Linked DNA regions of Homo sapiens: region 1 is linked to region 2. A link is a loop called in an ENCODE intact Hi-C map of the cell type or tissue named here. Cell type or tissue: Caco-2. All regions are shown on one strand. Links, peaks and the distances in the headings refer to the core of each region. The heading gives the core; the rest is flanking DNA. Region 1 overlaps PHGDH (phosphoglycerate dehydrogenase). Region 2 has its middle 12 kb from the start of LINC00622.

What was found. A loop is a pair of places that touch in the nucleus more often than their neighbours do. Peaks named below come from ENCODE experiments on the same cell type or tissue, not always from the same donor. Only the 100,000 strongest peaks of a DNase experiment are listed, where the experiment ranks them.
Region 1: a loop joins it to region 2, with 7 times the contacts of the local background. A loop is called at or near these places in 5 of 110 quality-filtered maps.

Annotation. Positions count from the first base shown.
Region 1 is chr1:119,719,368-119,731,900 of GRCh38, forward strand. PHGDH (phosphoglycerate dehydrogenase) reads left to right here. Exons shown (of 12, transcript NM_006623.4): 2 at 1,803-1,954; 3 at 4,009-4,074; 4 at 7,484-7,538; 5 at 7,637-7,735. Among named protein-coding and RNA genes, the nearest start is that of PHGDH, 14 kb to the left of the region's middle. In Caco-2, for the core only: no CTCF peak of the experiment used is centred there; DNase peaks (open chromatin) are centred at 2,684 and 5,622.
Region 2 is chr1:119,605,348-119,617,880 of GRCh38, forward strand. It overlaps the pseudogene HSD3BP5. Among named protein-coding and RNA genes, the nearest start is that of LINC00622, 12 kb to the left of the region's middle. RefSeq lists an enhancer at 1-565 and a silencer at 12,085-12,285. In Caco-2, for the core only: CTCF peaks have their summits at 6,431 (motif pointing right) and 8,575 (motif pointing right); DNase peaks (open chromatin) are centred at 6,474 and 8,604.

The DNA of each region.
Region 1 (12,533 bases), core at 1,925-9,924, 110 kb after region 2:
CAGTTTTTCCTCTGTAAAATGGAGTTGGACCAGATGCTGGTGAACATTTCTTCAAATCTCCCACTCTGACGTTCTGCTTCAGAACCTCAGACATAAAAGGATTTGGAGTGTCTTCCAGGCCGCCTGCATGTTTCTCTCTGCTGGTAGGCACAGCCCCCAAGCAGTGAGGATGTGTGATGCATAAACACCTCCAGAGGAATCGTTCTACTATTGCTCTTGAACAATTCTTCCAGTGTTTAGAAGCTCTTAAGGCTTAAATATTCTATGCTGCAGCCTAAGCATCATTCCTCTTCTCTTCTTAGTGGAGATAAAATTACCCACTGCTCTCCTTACATTTACTTTGTCCATATTTGCTCCTATGCTCTAGGCTCGTGCACAACAAACACAGTGTGGGCCCTTACCCTAGAAGCCAACTTCTCATGACCTTTCTCTATCTCCAGAATCCATGCAGTGGGAATGAAGGTAAAAGAAGGTTTTCATGGGATCCAGCTGAGAGCTCTACGGGGAAAATGGATCTGAGGAGCCATGTGCTCCATCTCTTTTATTTTACAGGTAGAGACTAGGGGTATAGAGTGAGGTGAATTACCGCAGTGACCCACACATTGTTGGCAGACCTAGGATTAGAACTCTGTCTTCCTGGTTCCCAGCTTGGTGCTTTTGAAAGCATACTTGCTGCTTTCTTACCGGCCTGGTGTCTGCCACTTTGGGACAGAGTGTGGACTTGCTCACCTGCCCCATTTCTTAGGGATTCTCATTCTGTGTTTGAGCAAGAATATTCTTATTCTGGAAAGAACCACATACCACAGGATTCTGGGTGAGCATAAGGAAGATTGTCTTGGGGATCTGACTTAGCTCACGTATAGTGGCTATGATGAATTCAGTGTCTTATTTTTTGCATATGTATATTTTTAGTCTAATATTGCCTGGGTGTCTGAGCAAGTCTAGATGAATTTAATTGCTCTCATTTTTCCCCTGCCCCTCTTCCTTTGGTCTCTCTTTTAGGAAATGTTTTTCTTTCAACATTCGTTTCATTCATTATTTACTCATTCGGCCAACCAACATTTATTGAGTGCCTTCCCTGTATCAGGGACAGGGGCTTACAAAGTAGAATTTGATCCCACCTCTGCCCTCAGTAGCTCAGTGTCTAATGGAGGTAGTGATGTTCATTAAGCGTCGCCAGATACTGTGCTAGGTGCTGTGCCTGTTCTCTCTCGCTTGTTCCTCACACACTTGAGAAGGCCGAAGCTGATTCATAGCTTGGAAGGCAGGGGCCTTGGATTTGAACCCAGGCCTGACCAATGGCAGAACCTATCAGATGTGTGGACAGATGACATTGCCTTTCTTTCTTTGGATATATCAAAATCAGCCAGCAGGCAGGAACTCCCATTTTGAGCAAGCAATGTGCAGGAATGATAGGGTATACAGAGAGGAACAGGAGATGGCCCCTGACTTCCAGCATGTGTCTGATGGACATCCAGGCTGCAGGCATCATGGTGCTGTCTAGAGAGATGAGCCAGGTGCCCAGAGCCCATGGGCCAATGCTGCCCTTTCTTGAGCATGCCAAACAAAGCGGTTGGTGTGTTAGAGGCACAGTCTCCTCCACTCTAAGTAAAAATCAGCATGAGTCCTAGCCCACATTTCCCTAGTGAGTATACCAAAGATATCTATGAACTGGCAGTCATCAGTGACTTCCTAAGGTTCCGGAAATGCATCTCTTACTCAGGAGTAAGCAATGATGTGCCTGCGGCTTTACGAGTTCTCACAGAATGACTTTCTGGACCCAAATGTTTTTTCTGCTTCAGGACTGTGAAGGCCTTATTGTTCGCTCTGCCACCAAGGTGACCGCTGATGTCATCAACGCAGCTGAGAAACTCCAGGTGGTGGGCAGGGCTGGCACAGGTGTGGACAATGTGGATCTGGAGGCCGCAACAAGGAAGGGCATCTTGGTTATGAAGTAAGTCATGGAGGCTGCGGGCGGTTTGGGGGTAGGGGGGTGAGTGCGGAGACTGACCACACCTAGGGAGAAAAAACTCACTTGAGAGAAAGCTGAGTCCATTGGAAGGGCTTCCAGGAGGATGCCTGGTCTAGGGCCTGCATGGTCAACACACACAGCATAGTGGTTTCAAGGTTTTTGGAAGGCAGCTATGCTCACCACTATATCACCAATGCCATCAGGGTGTTACACAGTTTTTGAAATTGAGAGTCCCTGCATAATCTCAAAATGTTTCACGAGCCCACCCCATGCGCAGTTGCTTGCACCTCTGTGACCTGGTTCAGGAATCGGAAGGTCAGTGAGTTCATCTGCATTTCCTGCTCCCACCCAGCCCCCTCTGCCTCTATTAATGCTGTTTGTGGCAGGTTTTTGTCAGCTCTACTTTACTGTGCTTGTACAGAGGCACAACCTTTGCTAGCAGACTAATGACTAGAATCCTTGCCCTCCCCACTTCCCTGCCACCTTCTGGAACTAAGACACTAGTTTCTCTTTCAGTGCTCTAGGGCAAGAGGAGAAGGGTCCCATTTAAAGCTGTTTCTGCAGAAACACAGGGGCAGAGGTCATCAGCACGCCAGTGCTGTACTGTACCCGTTCTGTCACTTAGATGGTATGGCAAGGCCATCCCCAGGCCTCTTTGTTCTTAAGACTTTTCTCTTCCCTTGGGGACTTCATTGTCCTTAAGACCTTTCCCCTCCCCTGCACTGCACTTCCCCCTGTAGGGTAGAGGTTAATTGGTCACCTGACTGAAGTCAATATTCAACAGCAGAAATGTTAAACGATAACCCATCCCACATTCTTGCCTTGGACCCAGAGGCAGCCAGGCCCCAATCTCTGCACCTCTACTTGCGCCCCCATACAGCCTGTTTGCTGTGGGAGGATGAGAAGCCAGGTGGTTTTGCAGGCAGACAGACTCTGAGAGTCCGTTTATCTTATACAGGATCTCTTGACTTTTTCTTCTTGTAACCTTATTAACCTTCATTCCAGAGATGAAAAAGACAGACCCAGTAGGGGAATAATCAGGGTGAACACGTATATGAAATTCTTTCAAAAACCTAAAAAGCATTTAAGAAAAGAAAAATAGTTTTGTGGGTTGCCACCTCTATTTTTTTGTTTATAAAATGGGAAGGGTCTGGATTGCCCTGTGACTTAGGGTGTGAGGAGGCTTTCTCAGTTCAGAACTTGTTGAGAGATAGGAAGAGTAGTCAGACAGGTGGAGATTACTAATAAAAGCTAGGTTGGGGCTGCGTGTGGGGGCTCACACCTGTAATCCCAGCACTTTGGAAGGCCAAGGTGGGAGGATCACTTGGGCCCAGGAGTTTGAGACCAGCCTGGGCAACAAAGTGAGACCCCCATCTCTACAAAAATACAAAAAAAAAAAAAGAAGGAAAGAAAAGCCAGGTATGTTGGCACCAGCCTGTAGTCTCAGCTACTGAGAAGGTTGAGCTGGAAGGATTGCTTGAACCCTGGGAAGTCAAGGCTGCAGTGAGCTGTGATCATGCCAGTACACTCCAGCCTGGGTGACAGAGCGAGGCCTTGTCAAAAAAAAAAAAAAAAAGCCAGGTTGGGTAACTTGATGAAGATATGTAGGCATTGGACTGAGCCCTGAATTCGAGAGACTCTGACCTTGGTAAGATCAATGGTAGGAGCAGCAGGGAATTTGTGCTTTCTGGAGGCAGGTAGATCCTGAAATAGGAGAAAGAAAAGGGCTGAACCACACACAAATCTGATCATGTGAGACACTTCTCTGCCTTGGGAGGAGTGTTTGGATAGAGAGAAGCCAGATATGTTTCTCTAATGGAGGTCCCTCTGCAGGGAAACATAAAGCCAGGGGAAGGGGGTTTCTTTCCAGCCCTTGGCTTAGGGCGAGAGTACATCAGAGAACTCTGGACAGTGGCGTGGTCAGTTCATGGAGCAGGAGTGAGAGAACACAGCCTGCACTCAAGGCTTTCTCTTGGGGAAGGAGTGGGAATACTGGGTCTGTGCCCATTGATGTCCCCCTTTTCTTTGATCTTTAGCACCCCCAATGGGAACAGCCTCAGTGCCGCAGAACTCACTTGTGGAATGATCATGTGCCTGGCCAGGTAAGTCCCTGACTTCTCAGCAAAGCTAGTCTCTCCGATATGCCAATTATTACCACTTGCCAAGCAAATGGACCCAGAAAAACTTAGAAACATTTCGTCTCAGCGACTTGCAGACTGCTAAGAAGGCGACATGCAGACTGCAAAGAACCTTTAAGGCCATCAGGTCCTCTATTCAACATTCATTACACAGGTTCCCTAGTGCACAAAGGTGCACTTCTCTTTACTCATGTTCTATTCTCCATGCTGCAGACAATCTGCCTTCTCTAGCCTCCAACTCTTGCAAATGTTCTCCATACCCTGCTGCCTGGAGATAACAAGGAAGGATGTTCCAGGCAGCAGGGTATGGACAGTGTCTAGGTACCCTCTGCTTACTTTTCAAGATTAAGCTTCAGTATTAATTTATCCAAGAAGCTCTCTGGCTTTTCCAGCTAGGCTATGTCCCTCACTGATTCCCCTGGCCCTCAGGGCTTATCTCTGTCACTGCCCTTACAAATCTGTATTGTAATAGAATGGAGTAAGAACCTGCTTCAGGGTCCTTGTGTGTTCTGTGGGTTCATAACACAATGGAACTCAAATGGGCAAGACTCTTGCTCTTCTAGCAGGAGTTCCAGGCCTCTTGAGTGGATGGGGCAGCCTAGAAATCAAATGGTTGTGGCACAGAATGTGCTTGAGTCTCAGTGTGTTGGTTAGTAATTTGGCAAAACTGATTGCATGGAGCACTTCTGTTGAACAGGCAATTCAAGCATTTATGTGGTCAAGGGGAAGAACAAGGCTCCCAATAAACAGGGTAGGAAGTTGTTCTAGGTCCCTTTGAAGCTCCATGGATTCCCTAAACCAGCGGACCTAGGCATCAAGGACTCCTTGTTTCTCTACTCAGGCCTGAAACCTTCCGGGACCAAGAAATTACTTTTCCCATGGCGAGACCTGCTTTCCCTCCTGCTGGAGGAGGATCTGGGGGAATTTACCTCTGCTCTAACTCCTCCCTGCAGTTTCCATCTGAGCTCTCTGGTATTCACTGATATTCACTGGTAGGTGAAAGGAGGCAGTGGGGGGAAAGGAGAAACAGGGATAGCTTACACAGCAGTAGGGTCTCAGCCTAGAAGGGGCCCCCAGGCTGGCAGCCGGGTTCTCCCAGAACATCTAGGCTGAGTGTCTCTCCCCCTGGAGAAGTACAGAAGCCTGGCACCCTGGTTTCACTTCAGCTATTACCTTCAGGGATTTTTTTTTTTTTTTTTGAGTAAGGGAAAAGATCTCAATGTGGCTTTCTGATTAATTACCTCACTTTTTTTCTGGAGGTGGAAGGAAAGGATTGGGAGCCAGCAATACTTTCCCTCCTTTTCCAGGACCAGCTTTGTTTAAAGGAATCGGTGAAATGCTGTGGTTTAAAAGAAGCTCCCCATTGTCAACTGCTCACCATGACCTCACTCATCAAAGGTGCATCAAAACTAGGAAACACGCACACCCTATTGGGAAGGAATGCGTTCGTTTCATCAGACTGTTCCTAGCAGGGAGGACGGTAGGAGAGTGTGGGTGCCTATATGTAGACTCTACAGGATTGGGCAATGTGGGTGGAGAGCAGGCGTGGCTGGGCCTCACAGTAGGGACTTTGAGCAGATGGCGGGGGCTCCTGAGGTGCAGAAGAACAGCACACAGAAAGGAAGGAAGGAGAGAATCAACAAATGTAGGTTTCACCATTTTTGCCTGCTTTACCATCTCCTCCTCTAGTAAGTCAGGCCAGCAACCATTTAATTATTGTGAGGACCCTCGCCCACATTAGAGTCCTCTCCAGTCTGGCCTGATGAGGATTCCAAAGCATTGAAACCTGGAGAGGCTCCATGATCAGCTGGGAGCAGCAGCCAGAGAAAAGGGTTAGGGATTTCTTGTGTTCTGTGGTGCCGCACGCATACATCTTAGATAGCACTGTGGAGTCTGGTGGGAAGAAAATAGGATGTGAGGGAGAGGAGAGAGGGGCCAGGTGGGGCTCTGTCTCACTAGGTCAAAGGCATTTTATCAGGCAAGCTTTCCCAAGAAGTGAACAGTTCCTCAAGGCAAGTCCCTGTCCTTATTACCTGCCTGATGGGTCAGAGCAGTGAGGTGAATGCAGCTTGTCCCCCATGTGGCTTGGTACTGAAGTTCTTCTGAGTTTACCCATAAGATCGTGCGCCTCTGTGATGGAGGACAGATTCCACCTTCAGCCTTACCCTCAGATGGAGATCAATGTCCTAGTGATGTGTAGAGATGAGAGAATGTTTTTGTGTTAGAAGTTAGTGAAGTGAAAGCACGGAAGTAGCAGCTTGAGATTTCTCTTTTTGCACGCTCGCTCACTCTGAGGTTTTTGGCATCAGGTTAAAGGCCTACATTTAAGTACTCAGGAGGCTGGCCGTGCTGGGGTTGACTTTGCTGGCTTTGAATCTGTTCAAGTGCCTCCAGTTGGGTGATCTGGGGAGAACTGTTTAACCTCCAGTGCCTCCCTCCGTGCAGCTGTGAATGTTAGAGGAGTTAATGTGTGTCTAAACATTTCTTTTAGGATGTCTAAAATAAAGTGCTCCTTAAACATTGTTTCTCAAATCTTCCTTTTTTGCCTCCAGAGATGTGTTGATGACCCATGCCCACAGGACATATATCGCCCTTTGACCTCTAATGTTGCCCTAATTGCCACTTCCTCTGTCTCCTCCAGAAAACACAGATGTAGACTCAGACTTCCATCTGGACTAATAGGAGGAGACAGGCTGTGAAGAGTGTGTGTGTGTGTGTGTGTGTGTGTGTGTGTGTGTGTGTGTGTGTTGGTGGTGGTGGGACAGGAAGGTGGTGCGGATGTTTAAAAATGTTGGGACCACGCATTCAGGACAGAATGGAAGTGTCTGGGCTTTGGCATCCACCCACCCACTCTAGGGTCCAGACTAGTCTAAGACCCTCGGGGTTAAGAAACTCTCAAGGAAGCATAGGTAATTAGGTGTCCTCTTCATAATAGTAGAAGACGTCATAGGTTATGGTGCTGGATGAGATAGGTAGATCAAAATAATTCCTTGAGCTTCTGGAGTACTCGATGTCATCAGAGTTGCCCAGTACCCCACTCAGTTATCCCTACAGACCCTGGAGGATTGGCGATCGCTTAAAGTAAAAAACTCACTCTGGTTGATGCCTCAGTGGCTGAGGTGGAATCCATACCTCCTCCCAGATGCCTGGCTGGTCACAGAAATCCCAGGCTTTCTAAGTCAGATCTTGCCAAGGGTTTCTCTCTTCTGTTTTCCCTTTATCCCCCATCAGTGTTCCTAAACCTGAACCCCCAGACCCAGTTCTTGGGGAAGTGGCTGTCATGGGCAGTGACTGTGCAAACCTGATGTTGCATCTCCTTCCTGGGCTGGCGGGAGTCCGAATGGACCCTCTGAACCTGTGTCTATCCTTGCAGGCAGATTCCCCAGGCGACGGCTTCGATGAAGGACGGCAAATGGGAGCGGAAGAAGGTGAGCAGCGGCCTTGACTCGCCCCACCTGGGCTCAGGGCCCGGGGTCCACTCATGTTGCTGACTTCAGCTTCTTTCCTTTTGCCTGTTTGGTTGCAGTTCATGGGAACAGAGCTGAATGGAAAGACCCTGGGAATTCTTGGCCTGGGCAGGATTGGGAGAGAGGTAGCTACCCGGATGCAGTCCTTTGGGATGAAGGTAAGATGTTGCTGGAACCCTGTGATGTGGGACTTTCTGCAGCAATTTTGGGAAAGGCAGCATGTCTGGGCAGAAGCCAGAAGCTTTGTTCTAGGAGGGTCTGACCCTCTCTTGGAGCCCCCATCTAAATAAGTGTTAAAGTCAAGGAGGGAGAGAACACTGGCCTGCTGATCTGGACTCAAAAGCTGGAAATACTTGGTGGGGGTCCTTTAGCTCTCTGGTGAGTGAATAGCCCTGAGTCCCAGTGAACCAGGTGTTGATGGCTCTTTTGAGACTTTGGTTCCTGTCTTCTTAGTTTAAAAGAATTTAAACAAGAGACACGGTGCAGCATTGAGGAGTTTATTGCAAAGGAAAAAGAATATTTTGAAAGTTAAGTGCAGAGTAGACAGTACACCTCGGGAGAGAGAGAATTCAGGGTGGGCTGCTCATAAGAGTGAGGCAGTGTTGGCCGGGCGCGGTGGCTCACGCCTGTAATCCAGCACTTTGGGAGGCCGAGGCAGGCAGATCATGAGGTCAGGAGATCAAGACCATCCTGGATAACATGGTGAAACCGCATCGCTACTAAAAAAAAAAAAAAAAAAATTAGCCGGGCGTGGTGGCGGGCGCCTGTAGTCCCAGCTACTTGGGAGGCTGAGGCAGGAGAATGGCGTGAACCCGGGAGGCGGAGCTTGCAGTGAGCCGAGATCATGCCACTGCACTCCAGCCTGGGCGACAGAGCGAGACTCCGTCTTAAAAAACAGAAACAAAAACAAAAACGAATGAGGCAGTGTTGATTATTGCTGGAGAAACTCCCTTTATAGGAGTTTTACATGATTATTCATAAGGAGGTGGGAAGAGCTGTTACTAGTAAGCATGTTTTGGGTGGTCCTCTGGGTGCACATGAGTAGTAGCTGTACATTCTTGTTCATTTGGCACATGTCTTATTAGCATCTTAAATCTCCACCCAGGAGTGTGTTTTTTACTATTATAATGAGCCAGGGGGTCAGTTTGAGGACAGGAAAAATCAAAGTGCACAGGCTGTCTAGATGGGAAGTTCCCTACTGAAGATAGCTTTGCTTGAATGAGCTCAGTTAGAATATGAATACCGAGGCTTATTGTGTTGACTATAGGATCACCAAGGTTGCTGCACTTCCTTGATTACCTATCCTGCCTCACAGGGAGGGTGCTTGTGTCCTGCCCATTCTTTCTTTCCTTCCTGCTTTTGTTTTGTCTGCTTTCCTGTGATAATTTAGAAAACAGGAACAAGTTTATGGCCTCACAGTAGAGCCTTACATCCATTGTCCATCTGTCCTTCCAGTTTCCCTCCATATTTCAGAAAAGATTTAAAAGTGCTTGTATGTACACTATGATATGATTGTAGAGCCTATGGTGGCTGGAAGACCTCACACCGGTCTCAGAAATCACACCTAACTCCTGTCTTCCCCCAGGTCTCTGCCTTTTCCTACTCTGGGAGCTCAGTAGGCTTCTGGCTACTCCCTTAGCCTGATTGCAACCCTCTGGTTGCCATCAGTAGCAGTGCCACCCACTTGGGCTAATCCAGGAGACCTTGCAAATGAGAGAGGCAATTCAGCTAAGAGAGGGGATCTGCAGGGCTTCCCAGATAGGCCAAAGAGATGAACCCACTAAGGCTACTATGGGACATCTCTCTGTTCACTTTCTGTTTTAGGGAATTACAGGGATTATGGGGTCAAACTGCAGCCAGGAAGTCTTTAAACATTAGGAGATCAGTTTTGACAACCAGATCATGTCAAATCTAGAAAAGTTTACATAGAGCTGCTATGGAACTCTCCCTTTTTCTACATCCCTCCTACCTTCTTAGAGTTAGAAGGGATCTTAATAGATTAACCCTTAATTTTACATTGACATCTAGAATTTGTAAGCTTATGCCTAAGGACTCATAGCAAATGGACAGTAGCCTAGAGCCTGGTGAGCATCCCATTGTACACATTGAATATTATCCTCTCCCTCCTGCCTCCACTCCCCATCTTATTTATTTAAGTCAGCCAGATATCTTTCCTAAGCCTCTGCACTGAGAAGGGCCAGGTGTATTCTTGATCCCTGGACTCCTGAGAGAGGCAGATGTAGCCCAGCAGGATCATTGATCATGTAAACAAACCACAGCCTTGCCCTCTGTGCAGGGATGGTGGGATGCCATAAGCCACAAAGAGCACTCCCTCCTCCATCCTCTTTTGTAAGGGATCAAGGGTCAAGGTTTAGTCCATGGAGAATTTTGATATAAAAGGCAGAGGTCAGGAGTTAAGTAAAACTAAGAGCACTCATAGCCAAATAGGTGAGCATTTCATTGATGAAGCAGTAACTGGGAGACAGGCTCCAGACCAGTGGCCGTTCCAAGGCTCCTGCCCCCTTCCCCAGGGGGTCCTCTTCCCCATGACTCCCCTTCCCCAGGCTTCCTTCTCCGTGGCACCACTACACATCAATATTCCTGGCAATATTCTTCATCATGGAGACTTCGGCAGCGACTTCAACCAGATGAAAAGCCCCACCTCATTCCTGAATGATTGAGGTGCTAGGTAAGCTTGTCTGTCCATCTGGCACTGCCCAACTCTCTACCCTGGGATGCTTCCAAGAGGTGCATGGGTACCTGGGACCTTGAGCATCAGTGTCAGGAAATGGCTGACACCTCTCGTGCATGTGTTTGATTGAAAGAGATGTCTACGGCCTGCTCATTTCAGTGTTAATCTGTGCCTCAGAGCAGGTCACCCACTGAATGTTTTATTCCCATTCCCAGCATGGTGTGGAGGGTGCCAGTGCCTTCACTTTGCATTTCTTCTGTCCAGATGTCTCTGGAGGGTCATTCTTAACTGTCTTGCTTCCAGAACATGCTCTTTGTAAACCCCTGAAACATGGCTTGGATCATTCCGTCTCCCACCTCAGCCCCTCCGGAGCTGCCTGGACCTCATCATTCCGGAGAGTCTAAGTGGCCTCTTCTCGTGCTCAGCTGCTTACCTCAACCACGTCATTATCATACTTTTGAGTCTGGATGAATTTTGTCTTAGGGCGGAGAGCTCATCAGTTCTACCGGTCTTGGAGAACAAGATTTTCTAAAGGGAAAGGAAGATTCTTGAACATATTGTGAAAGAGATGTATAAGCACCCAGACAGGAAATGAGGATAAGTGTTTATTAAACACAAGTTATTTCATACTAGCCTCATCCTCTTTTTGGAAACCATTATTAAACTGGTAGAGTATGGAAATCCCTAGATGTCAGATACCCGGACTATTTAAAGTTATGTTTTAATCATGTAATAAAGGAATGCATTCTCATATAAATTAAAACTTGGACAAGGCTATACTTGATTACCATCTGAACCCTAGTCTCCTCACGGTAAACATCAGTTTAGCATGTCATCCGAGACTTTTCTATGCATTTGCACAGAATGCATACAGTTCCATGCCTGTGGATGGATTCTTTGGCTGCAAACAATAGAATATTGTTTGTGATGTTAAGAAAAAAACATGTTTATCTCAGAACAACTAAATCTAGCATATTTTTAAACAGTTGTGTGGAATTTTATTGTGCAGATAAATTGCTTTTTATTTGGCCATTCTCTCAATGATGGGTATTTAGATTGTGTATAGATATGGACTTTGGTAAGACATCTTTCATGATTCCCTCGGGGTTCGGATGGAGCCCCTTGAGCTTGGTGCTATTGAAGGGATTAGTGCTTGGTGCTGTTGTGGAATGGGCCACCTCAGTTTGGAGGGAGATAGTATGCAATAGTGCTCCACCTTGCCCACCATTCTCATCAACAGCCTGAACCATGTGTCATTTGTGGATGGCAGGAAGCAAGGAGAGGTAGTTAATACTTAAGGGTGCAGAATCAGGTCCAAAAAGACATATGAAGGCTAGAATGGTTGGGCACCCTCACAGGAAATTTAGCTAGAATACATTTCTGCACCCTACTTGTGGGTCCAAAAAGCAGCTAGACAAGTTTTAGATGTAGAAGCATTTGTCAAAAGCTTTTCTGGGGGAGCAGGGCTTTGGTTTACAAAAGAGCAGTGTGGTTGTCAGTGGCATAGCTGATAGAAAAGGTAACCTGACATTTGGCAGCATTAAAAGAAGTATGGCTTCCGGAGCAAGGGAGGTGACATTCCTCACACTGTGGCCTGACCTGCAGCCTACCTGTGGTCTGAGTCATACAGGTCTTAACGCTCTATACTGTTGTGTCTGCGAGAGACTTTTTCTCAATAGTGTTGCTGAATGACAGGTCGTGACCTCAGAGACTCAGCTCATTCATGCTGGTGTGTTCCTTAGAATGTGTTAAGAGGCACAAACCAATCAAGAAGCGAGCCTTGTGCTTTATGATCAAGGTTTTCCTTGAGGGAACAGACAAGCATCTCTTAACAGTTTCTTTGTAGCCAGCGTTGTGATGAATCCAACTTTAGCCCAGAGGGTTGGATGTTGAACCTGAGGCACCAGTTATCACCGATTTTTTCAGGTCCAGCTAATGTTTGCTGAGGTCTACTGTGTCGGTTCCTGTGCTTGAAATGACTCTGCAGGGTCAGAATTATTATCCCAGGTTTACAGATAAGGAAACTGAGGCCCAGGAAGGTTCTATGATATGCTGAAGATAATGCAACTATGAACTGGTGAATTTCGGCTCAGCCTTCCAGGCTGGCATTCTTTGCCCAGTACCACTTAACTTTATTCATGATCCATTTTAGGTAAACAGTCCCTGTGCCATGCCGGTATGCTTAGCTATTCCAAAGACAGATACTCTCCAGGATGGGCAGCTCCTATCTCAGTGTGTTACCTGGAATGCTTACTGCCCAGAGC
Region 2 (12,533 bases), core at 2,631-10,630:
AGAGAGTCCATCATGAACATCAATGTGAAACGTACAGTAGCCTGGGGAGGAGATGAAGCAAGGTGGGGAATTAAGGATCACAAAGAAGGACAGGAAGGGAAAAGAAGTCTCTCCACTGAACACCTGCTATGCTCTGGACCAAGTGTCTTTGCTGATCACTACCAACTGGGGGAGTTCAAAGCTGCTATCTTCAGTTTTTTACATGAGGAAACCAGTGCTACAGATGGCAAGTAACTTGTCCAAGGCCCCCCCAGGTAAGTAAGTAAATAGGAGAGTTAGACTTTAAACTCACCCCTGTGTGACTCCAAAGGCTGTGGACACTCTTTCTATAGTGGCTTCAATCAAAAGTCAACTAAATTCCAACTTCAGACTCTTGATATCCCTCTATGGGACAGAATCAAACCTTCCAGGTGCCACCATAGTCATCATTGTGCTACACACAAGTCACCTTGTGCGTAGGCTTATGATAATGAAATGGGAAAAATTCCCTCATCCCCCTCACCAGGCATGCAATGAGGGTGTGGCTTGCTTCTTCAATGCCTCACTGCTCAAACCTCTGTGGGAGCATAGAGACAGGCAGGCTGTGGGACTCCGACACCATAGCAGTGTCTGGGGTGAATGTTTACAGCTCCTGAAGCCTCAGTGGGTGTGTGTTACATGGTGCTCTTTTAGTCTTGCTCTTTTAGTTTTGACATCTACAGGCGGCTTGTTTTAACCAGCTAAATTAGACCCTCTACCTTGTCGGAAGGTCAGAGGGCTTTCTGTATCCTGGGTTCTTGTTTTGGTTACCAGAGAAATTAGATCACACCTGGGCTTGGAGAATGAGTGCCAGGTTTTGTTGAGTGAAGGTAGCTCTCAGCAGCTGGGGGATGCCAGAAGGGGAGGGTTTTCCCATGGAGTTGGCCGTTCAACTGCCCAACTCTTCTCCGACCATCCCAGGGAAACTCCACATCATTCTGCTGGGCGGTGTGTTCCTCCCAACGTCCAGCTGCCCATGTGTTCCTCTGCTGATGTGTGCCTCCACTGATGTGCCCCTCCTGACATCCAGCCCCTTCTATCTTCTTCTGCCAATCTGCTCCTCTCATTGTCAGGCAGTTTGTGTGTGTCCTGCTAGGGTCTTGGGGGTTTTATAGGCAGAGAATTGGGGCATGGCAGGCCAGGGTGGTCTTGGGAAATGCAACATTTGGGCAGAAAATGTTTGTCCTCATCTAGGTCCCTGGGAGTAGAGCCATAGCCAGGGACCACACCCTCCTTCACCCAGCACTTCCCTTCCCCCCTCCCATATCATTTAAAGGGACCATGCTCTTCCCTTCCCAGCACTCCCATATCAAGAACATTCAGAGCCCTCCTGCCCACCTCAAAGAAGTTCTCTCGAGAGAATTAGTAAAGTTGGTCCACAGAGGTCTGTCAGGACTGAATTATCCAGCACATGCTTTCTCACAATATTTTCTTAAGAAAAAGGGTTTCCCAGTGTCCAGAATACACAGTCTCTTCAGCTCGCCACAGGGCCTGCTATTACAGAGCCATTCCCAGCCAGGTGTCCAACATGCACCTTCATTCAATCCTCATCCCTTAAAGTCTTGGTGGTCTTTCCGAATTGCAGCTTTCCAAACTACTTTAAATTCAGACACATTCCCTTAAGGAATCTCGTCATGCAGTCTCACCCTCTGATTCCCAGAGCCCAGTCTCTTCAGCACCACAGCACCCCACCACTGGCCTAGCCCTCCACATTCAGTCTACTCTGACACCTTTTCTAAAGCAACTAATTGCTTTTGGGTCTCCAGCACCATCTCAAAAAAAAAAAACCTTTCCAGTTTCTACTTACGCATACCTTTAAGTACCTCTACAGTGTGAGGAGGGTGTTAAGAGTAACCAGTGTTTCATTTGAATTATTAACTCTCCACAGCTCCCAACAACAAGAAAGGTAAAATGACAGGGGAAGTGTTAGAGGCATCTGTTTCCTAAACCATTATCACTCCAAGACTTAGAAAATATTTCACAATGTTGGTCATTTCCCCCTTGAAGGTAAACTACTTCCGCATTTTCTCTGCCACCAGATTAATTGTTGAAAACATGAGGCTGTCTCTCCAGAAACTCAAATTCCACAGAGACTTTAAACAGGGCCAAGAATAAAAAAAAATAAGAAAAAATAATAATCCTTTGCCTAGGAAATTCCTTCCTTCTTCAAGGGAAGGCACTCCGAACACCTCCATGAGCTACACTTCCACACAGCTCAGGGGAGGCGGCAAGGTCCTCCCAGTACAGGTGTTACCAGCAGAGGGCACACTCCTCTCCCCAGTCCTCCACCAGGCTCCACAGGAAACGCCAGGGCAGGGTTTAAAGGAAGGTTTATCACCCCGACTTTACATAACCAGGTAAACAGAGTCACAGCCAGAATTGGAAGCAGCTTTCCCAGGGAATGCACAATCAGGAAAAGAGTGTGGGTTTCCAGCATCTCCCCACAAGCCACTGTTCGCTCAATGACTCCAGGAATGGTCCTGGTGACAAAGTTTTACCAGTCCACTCAAAATGAGAAAAATACCAGCAATTGCATGTATATTCAACAGTATATTTAAGAGTGTATATTGCTTATATACAACTGTATATGGGTGTCTGTGTGTGTGATGTAAATTCTTCTACTGCCCTTTTTTGCCAAAGAACCAGGACTGTCCATATTCTCAGAGTATATCTTCCTGATTTTTTAGTTTTTCAATAATCTGCCTTTAATGGTATTGATGTCACATTATAATTTTCAACATCCTTACTTGGCAAAATATAAAGTGATAACCCTAGGTCCTTTGCCAAAATTAAACTACACACACACACACACACACAAAAACACACACACACATCCAAACACCCAAAAGTCTAGAAATTCTTGCTCTCCAGAATCCATATGTCAGTTTCTTTTCATTTTGGTGTTTTTCCTATGGCTGTAGCATGGCCCAGTCTCAGTCAGAGCCACAAAAGAATGTACCTGAGTCTGTTATAACCACTGCACTTGGGAGTGGAGATATGTGCACGTGGTTGGGGCCCCTTAGGGATATTTCCTGACACTGACAGAATGCTTTTCGTTGGTAGGTACCCAGCTTCTGTTGGAGGCCTGTGTCCAAGCTACAGTGCCAGTCTTCATCTACACCAGTACCCCAGAGGTAGCCGGGCCCAATTCCTACAAGGAAATCATCCAGAACAGTCACGAAGAAGAGCCTCTGGAAAACACATGGTACGCTCCATACCCACACAGCAAAAAGCTTGCTGAGAAGGCTGTGCTGGCGGCTAATGGGTGGACTCTGAAAAACGGTGGCACCTTGTACACTTGTGCCTTAAGACCAATGTTTATCTATGGGGAAGGAAGCCCAATCCTTTCTGCCGGTATAAATGAGGCCCTAAACAACCATGGGATCCTGTCAAGTTTCAGCAAGTTCTCCAGAGTCAACCCAGTCTATATTGGAAACATGGCCTGGGCCCACATTCTGGCCTTGAGGCCCTGCGGGAGCCCAAGAAGGCCCCAAGTGTCCGAGGACAGTTCTACTACATCTCAGATGACATGCCTCACCAAAGCTATGATAACCTTAATTACATCCTGAGCAAAGAGTTCGGCCTCTGCCTTGATTCTAGATGGAGCCTTCCTTTATCTCTGATGTACTGGATTGGCTTCCTGCTGGAAATAGTGAGCTTCCTGCTGAGGCCAATTTACACCTATCGACACCCTTCAACCACCACAGAGTGACATTGTCAAATAGCGTGTTCACCTTCTCTTACAAGAAGGCTCAGCAAGATCTGGCATATAAGCCACTTTACAGCTGGGAGGAAGCCAAGAAGAATGTACCTGAGTCTGTTAGAACCGTGGAGTGGGTTTCCCTTGTGGACTGGCACAAGGAGACCGTGAAGTCCAAGACTCAGCGATTTAAGGATGACAGAGATGTGCATGTGGGTATTGTTAGGTGATGTCATCAAGCTCCATCCTCCTGGCTTCATACAGAAGGTGACAATGGCACAAGCCCAGGTCCTGTTGTCTCCCTTTCACACAATGCCCAACTTATTGTCTTCCTCATGTCATCAAAACCTGCCCATTCCCTGGCTCAACCAGGAGCTTTCTGTCCTAATCATATACCAGAGGAAATACAATGTGATTTGCTTTTTCCAAATCTCAGTGGCTCATTCTGAACAATTGTGGTCTCTCTCTCTTTTTTTTTTTTTCCTTTGAGACAGAGTCTGGCTCTGTCCCCCAGGCTGGAGTGCAGTGGCGCAATCTCTGCTCACTGCAAGCTCCGCCTCCCAGGTTCACACCATTCTCCTGCCTCAGCCCCCCCGAGCAGCTGGGACTACAGGCACCTGCCACCACGCCCAGCTAATTTTTTGTATTTTTAGTAGAGACGGGGTTTCACCGTGTTAGCCAGGATGGTATCAATCTCCTGACCTCGTGGTCTGCCTGCCTCGGCCTCCCAAAGTGCTGGGATTACAGGCGTGAGCCACCGCGCCCGGCTTGTGGTCTCTTTTAACTTGAGGGTCGCTTTTAACTACTAGAGCTCCATTTCTCCTCTTAAATGAGAAAGGATTTCATTTCTTTTCTTTTAAATCTCCTATTTCTTCACGCAGTTCAATGTAAAGAGCAATAAATGTTTTAATGCCTAACCTGGAGGGAGGCGTGGTTTCTGTTAATACATACTTTCCTTGTTCCTTTTCATTTCCAGGTATCACCATCTTTTACCTAGGAGAGTAGCATGGAGCTGGGGATGAGGGGTGGGCAGAGTAGTGGGAGGGTCAGGAAGGGCGATGAAGACTGAATAAGCTCTACTATGTTTCAGGCGTGTACAACATGACCTACATATGACATATATTCCCTCACTGAATACTCATCAGAAACCTATCACGAGGGGTGACTATTCCCATTTTACCGGTGAGGAAACTTGTTCACAGTCACACTAACTGATTAATGGCTAGGCCTTCTAAAAGGCAGTTGACCTTGAAAGTCCTTATCTTTCCACGGAATCACACAGCCTGAACTGGTCTTGTCAGTGGTACAGCAGAACACTGGAGCATGGGGTGCTGATACTTTGGAGGGCCCCAGCTTTTTTGGGTTACCTCTTTCTTGCCCAGTCGCACGCAGGGGATTCTCTAGAACCCAGGAGAATCCCTGAGGGGCATCTGAAAGAGATTGCACGCCTTTCCTAATGGCCCCGAGCAGGGCTGAAAGAAACAAAAACGCATTCAGCCTCTACCAGCTTCGGTGCCAATTTCCTAGAAGGTCTCTAGAACACTCCTGGCTATATGTGTGTTGGCCATTCTGATCATACATAACCCTGCATTTCACCCTTTCAAATCACACAATGAGCCACACCATGGGTTCCTGGGCAAGTAAAGAAAACAAGTGTGAACTTCTCCCAAAATATACCTTCTACTCAGCCCAAAATTAGAAGTCTATTATCCCACATCCCCAGATTTAACTGCCTCTCTCTCTCCTTTCTCCTCTTCTTTAAATCACATACTTTCTTCCTTTATTCTTCCATATCCTTAGGCTCTTTCTTCCCTCCATCTCCTCTTTAATCACTGGTTCTCTCATTCTTCTCAATTTCCCTGAAGAGAGGAGGCCAATCAAGACAAGTTTGGGGACTTCAGTGATGACACAGTCATTAACCAATCAATGAAAACACACTCAAAAGAAACACTGTCAGGGGCGTCAGGGACAGAGTTGAACTGAAGCAGGTGAGGAGGTTGCTATGGGTCCAGAGTGTGGAGATGGAAGCTGTCTCCCTCTGGACCTTTGTGTATCACAGCCATGATGAGAGTCACATCCAACATCAAAATGACTTCTTTCTTACACAGGAAATTTACAGATCATTAATCAGTTGAATTTGATTACCACAATGGAGTTAGTTTCAGTGTTCATTCTGAAGAGAAAAGGGAACCACATTCTGGCCCAGATGAACAGGTTTCCACCACCTTCAAAACCCCAAGGAACAGATGATCAGCACTAGCATCAGGGGCGAGTGGCTCCAGGCAGTGGGGTAAGGTGAAAAATGCAACACCCCTCCTTCCCCAGCCACCGCACAAAATGCAAGAGCCAGCATCTCTCCAGCTCTTGTAAGGCGTGCGCACGATCCATATGTTAATGCCAAGTACCACGGGAATCAACGGAGGGTGGTGGAATCAGGGACAAGAGCCCTTCCCCTGGTTTTTCAGCCTAGTGAAACCCTACACTTAGGAAACCACCAGGGCAATTTTCACAGGGAAATGAAGGAAAATGACAGATCTCCGACGGGCAGCGAGGGGAGTTCAAAGAAAGAGACGAGGGGGCCGGATGAGTCAACAGTCTCAACTGAACAAGCACAAACGCCTCGCAGTGTTGTGGCCAACAAAATTTGCCATCCCTTCTTACACCTGAGAGTGCCAAGCAGGTAAAGCTCCTGCACCAAGCCCCGCTGCACCTCACGTGGTGCACCACACGGGGGCAGCAAAGGCTAAGAGGGAAGAACAAGGAAGCCTGACCTGGCCGGGATTTTTGGGTCCTTTTTCTCCACCTGGGTGGCTCTGCAGGGTACCTGACAAAGGATTGAATAAAAGCACAGGCAAATGCTCAACCACCGGCTTAAGGGCTAGGTGTATATGAGTACTGAGAATGGAGCTGAGCCGAAGTCACTGGGAAAAGCCACAGGAGCCAGTGGGGCTTGAATGAGGCCTTGAATTCCTCAGTCCAGGCAGTGGGCACAGACCGAGCAGTGGTGCAGAGGAGGATGGAGGGGCATGAGGAGGCCCCTCGCCTTCTGGAAAGCATGTACAGAGGGCAGATGAGAGAGCTCGGGTGCCAGACTAAGCCACAGACTAGACAGGCAGGTTCCAAGGGCCAGGATGGGCCAGAGCCTGTGATGGACTGGTGAGAACCGGCAGGAAAGTGACCATTATGATGTGAAATCCCGTGATTTCTAAATATTAGTGACTAACTCTAAATTTGAAAAAGCAGTGTGAAGATCTGCTCCAGGAGAGGGATGTGTGGGCTAGTGTTCCAACTGTATGTGCAATAATTTATATCTTAAAAAGTGGGTGGCGAGGTGTCAGCAGCAAATCTATTCATTCTTGGCGATAAGTCCCAAATATACATTATTATATCATACTCTCAGCTTTCCTGTATGTTTAACATAGGTTATAATTTTTTAATAAATTAAATTTGGTGGGGAACAAATATGCAAACTAAGAAAACACACTCACAGCCTGGCCCCAGGATTAAGGCCTCCGATTTTCCACTTCTGCTCCCAGTCTAGTGGTCCAGTGCGGGAGATAAAATAGGAGACGTGTTAGGTGCAGTGCACAGTAAATGTGAAGAGTGCCATAAGAAAGGAAAATGCTTCCGGGAGATCCATTCCCATAGGGGATTCATGGAGTCCTTGCATTTGGGCTAAATATCAGAAGATGGGTAGGATTTCAACAGACAGGAATGTGAGGGAAAGTATTCCAGGTGGAGACAATGGAGTCTGCAAAGACCCAGGTGGGAAAGGGGTCACTTTTAGGGAACAATGAGACCAGACCAGAGAGCACCACGCCAAGGCAGAAATGGAAGATACACCTGGAAAGACATGATGGGCACACACAGGATCACCCGGGGCCACCCCTGGAGACGACCTGCCTGCTTCCTTCACTGACCTCAGAGTAGGAGTTCTGTGTCCCCATTAAAGACGACTTGGGCTGGGCACAGTGGTTCACGCCTGTAATCCCAGCACCTTGGGAGGCTGAGGCAGATGGATCACCTGAGGTCAGGGGTTCGAGACCAGCCTGGCCAACATGGCGAAAGCCCGTCTCTACTAAAAATACAAAAAATTAGCCAGGCAAGGTGTTGGCGCCTGTAATCCCAGCTACTTGGGAGTCTGAGGCAGGAGAATTGCTTGAATCCAGGAGGCTGAGGTTTCAGTGAGCCAAGACTGCACTATTGTACTCCAGCCTGGGTAACAGAGTGAGACTCTGTCTCAAAAAAAAAAAAAAAAAAAAAAAAAAAGACAACTTGACATTCAATTACTCCACACATACAACATGCCTCATGTTCTCTCAAAAATTGGAATCTATGGGAAAAGAATGTCTCCTCTAGCTATGAATATTGATGGTGATGCTAAAAGCTGGGACATCATTCACTCTGCAATGGGAATTGTTCAGCTGTCCCTGGAAGATTACCTTGGCAGCACGTTGTAGGATGGACTGAAAGAGATGAAGAGGATACTTGAAGAATCTAGGTAAGAAACGAAGGCCTGATTTATGGGTTGGTAACAAAACAGAATACAGGGGCAACTGCGGCAGGCCTGAGATAGAATGGCCGCTAGTTTAGACAGGACTGGGTATTGGCACAGAATTCCCAAGCACACACTTTCTCAAGCCAGAAACCTGGATGGCAGCCCCCCACTCCGCCCACCTATCATTCAGCGCTACCAACTTTACCTCCACAACACCTCTTGAATGTGTCATCTTCCTCCCTGGTAACATCATTCCTACTCGTACCCCCAACAGGCCTCCTTGTCTTGGAGAGTCACCCATGAAACCTATCCTCAGCAGTGTTGCCAGAGTTCTCTCCAAACTAGTCTCACCATGTCACGCCCTTTCTTAAAACCAACCACGAGGGGGAGCCCCAGGACTGTCAGGGTGAGCCTGTGAGCCTTAGCATAACAGAGGGCCTCTGAAGACCTGAGCCCTGCCTGACACTCCAGACTAATTCTCATCAATCCCTGCCCTATCCCCAGATTCTCCTACTTTGTGCCTCAACAACTTTCCAAACTCAGCGCTTCCTGCATGCAGCATGCTTTTACATCTACCCAGGCCAGTGCACTGCGTTCCTTCGGCTTAGAGGGTGCCAAGCTCTCCTGCCAGTGCATCCTTCCCAGCTCCTTATTCACCATCCAAAGCATCTCTTTTTACAGCCTCCATGCTTTGTGCATAGTACCACTGCCATTAATTTTTCATTTATATATCCTGTTCCCCACCCCTATACTGCCGTGTCCAAAGGACAGTAACTCACCATGTCATCTCTCTGTCCCCAGTGACTGACACAAAATAGACACATGGGCTGATGGATGGAAGGATGAAACACAAGCAAACTCAACTGCTAGGATGGAGACAGGAGGGATGGAGAGTCAGGGAGCAGAATGCTTTGAGTGACAAAGCAAGAAAGAATGCAAAGATGAATTTTCACGGTGTTGATGAACCTGAAGAAGCTGGATCATCATGATGAGAGATGGGAAAGAGATAAGCCACATAGTGGGTATGGTGCTGAGAATGAACTCATTTGTGTGATATGAAGAGTGAGTGGGGTTGTGAGAGGCCCATGAGCAGGGAAAGGGAAAGGCTGATGAAGGCGAAGCCCAGCTGCCAAGGTTATAAAGGGACTGGGAATTAGATCCAAAACCTGAAATGGTGCAAGGCCCAGAGCATTTTTATACTACAAAAAAAGGAAAAGCTGCTTTTGAAAATTGAATTCAGAAGAGAATCTCCCACTCTTAGTTGACTCAAGTGAGGACCACGCAACCTCTCTGTCTACATGTGCTTCTTAAGACATCAAGGGACTCTGGTGGAAATTTGAGGGGCGTTCTTTTTCTTTATCTTGGCCCAAGATCCCACCCAATGGTAATGAGCAGGGAATGGGGTCGGTGATCTGAGGCATGAAAGAGGTTCATTATGAGGAAGTGGAGAGGGAAGGCTGGATGAAAAGAAAGTGGCTTAGCCACTCTGTCCCCAAAGGCAGGGAGCACTGAGGTCAGTTGCAGACTCCAAAACAGTCAGTAATCTGTTCTGGAAACCTGAAGTTCCTTATTGAACAGCGCAATCTTTCCTCAAGACATGGAAGAACCAGCACTGATGCAGTCAGCCCTTCTTCCAAAACAGGTACTGGCGACAGAGAGGTGGGCGTGAGATGGACTCCGGGCCTATTGCCATCTTAGCATGAACGCTGGCCACTGAAGTAGGAATACCCTTCTCACGAGCCTGGCACTAACTCCCTCCTGCACCAGCTGGAGTCTGTCAAATCCCTGGTGTAGCTCTGAGCAGAGCAGCTCTCTGGGCACAAGGCCGGTGAGGTCACCCAGGGCCTGTGCTTGGCTTAAGGGGCTGCCATGGGACCCCACATTTCATTTTGCACTGATCCCTGTAAAATATGCAGTGAATTCTGATTATGGGAACTTCTTTCAGCAGCAGGCAAAACACCTATTGCTGACCTATCGTGGGTAAATGAAAAAAGCTCCCTGGCTCCTACAGGGCAGATCAATGTCTTTGTGGAGTTCAGATTTTAGAGCAAAGAAAGCTTCATCAGGCATGGTGGGGCACACCTGTATTCCCAGCTACTGGGAGGCTGAGGGGGAAGATCACTTGAATCCAGGAATTCAACATCAGACAAGACTTCATCTCTAAAATTTTTATTAAATTGAAGTTAAAGAAGGATCTAGGGACCTTTATTCCAGCTTTAACTGTGGGCTCCTTTCCTTCTTTCATTTTACCGATGAGGAAACTGAGGCCTGGGAAGTGAGATGGCTTTCTCAATGTTCACCTAGACCACCGTCTGTAATGGTGACCTAGGATTTGCTACTTTTAAGATGAAAAGGGAGGTGAAGGCATAGAACTAGGAGGTTGCCCTACCAACATATTCATAAAGTGGGGTGGGGGGGGCGGGGGGCGGGGAACCTGGGATGAGAGACATTTAGAAAGAGGGCAGAGGACAGGTTTAACCAGAAGTCAGCTATCTAATCCATTTGTCTGGCCCATACAGCCCAACCTCCCATCTGAACATCAGCTTGTGGACGTGGGTGCTGCATAAATGGAGACAGGCAGGTGCCTCATGGTATAGAAATGAAAGTAGCTGGGGGTGAGAGAAACTAAGCAAAGGGGTGGAGGGCAAAAACAAGCGAGTATTCTTTTGTTTTAGAAGAAGAATATTTTTGCAAATAAGAGTGAAGAGTGAAAATCCTGGGTTCTTATTTCAATTTTGCCATCGAAGTTAAGCAAATCTTTTTACCTTCTTGCGTCTGTTTCCTTTCCCGCAAAATGAAGGATATGGCTCAGTTCTAAGGTCTGTTGCCAGTGACACTGGGCTGTAAAAGTGTAAGATGATTTGCATCCTCTGGCACCTGCACACTTCTGCAGCTAAACTTCATAATAACACAAGCCTCCATGTGCTTATTTGTTTGTATGAAGCCAAAGCTATTTGAGAAAGTGGTTTCCCAGCCCTTCCCTGGCTCTAGTGGCACCTGGCACCTCAATGGGAAAGGGGCATCATACCTCTCATAGGGTTGTGAAGGGTCAAGAAGTGGGGCCAAGTAGTAACCGATTCCCTCCCTCCCTGATATCTGATGACCACTAAACTGCAGAACTTAATGCTGACTTAAATACGGCCTTTTGTTTTGGCATTAAGCTATAGATGTTTCCCAAGAAGGTTTTAAAATTAATTCTTTGACAATCACTAGAAATTAAAATGGGCAGGACCAATAGAGACAGTGCCTACTGAAAAGGAATCAGAAACCCAGAAAAGTCATGCCTTGCTCAAGTCCACTGCCAGTTAATGCCAAAGCTCTGCCCTGCACACTCCACGCACAGCACACCCTCAAAGGAGAAGCAGAACTAGTTCCTTCTTTCTTCCTGTTCTCAAGAAAGGGAGGCCATGCCTTCTCACTCCCTCATCACCCTGCCCCAGGAGCTGGAAATCCCAGAAGACACAGTCCATATGCACAGCAACTGCCTCTCTCCTCCTTCTAGGCTCCCAGGAGCTATGACACAAGACTTTAGGACACCCCTCAGCAGCCCCTTCTCTGCAGCACTGGGCACAACCACCTGGTAACCACCTTGCTTCCTAACATTCACACAAGCTCCTGAATCTTACAAGAGCCTTCATGTTTGTCCTTTGGTTTGATTTCCCCACACCTCATACCCGCATCTTTCCACTGCACAGATGGGAGCAAGATCAAGAATACCTATAGGGCTTGGTCTAGGCTGCAGCAACACTCAGCAGTGGCTGTGGCAGTCCAGTGAATCTCAGGCTGTGAAGTCATGTCTGTGATTTCTACCAACTCTATTAACTTCAACACAGAAATCGGCAGAACTACTTCAGCTAAAACCTTGAAGTGACCCTCATTTCAGACATTCGCTAATGCTATACTTGACAAGAGAAAAGTCTAGCCAGATCCTTTTCCAGCCCCTTGACAAAGTGAACTAGCTTTTCCAAGGTTACACACTGTCCCTTCCCTCACCCAACAAAGCCAGCTAAAGTGGGCATTGCCTGATTTGCAGCAGTGGTGGGGACTCTGACTTATAGTTGCAGAGTCCTTGGCAGAGAATCTGCTTAATGCTGAGCCTTTGCTGAATGTATCATCTTGCCCTAGCATAACATGTGAAGCCTTGACATGAAGTTCCCCCCGGTCCACCTCCCATCCCTTGCAGCCCCAGGGGCCAAATCCTTAAAGTCAGACTTATAGTTGGCAAAATAATTCGCCCAAGCAGGTTGGGCAGGCAGAAAACAAAATAGGCCTTCACCTTCACCTTTAAATGGTGTTGGAATGTGTAAGCATCTCTAC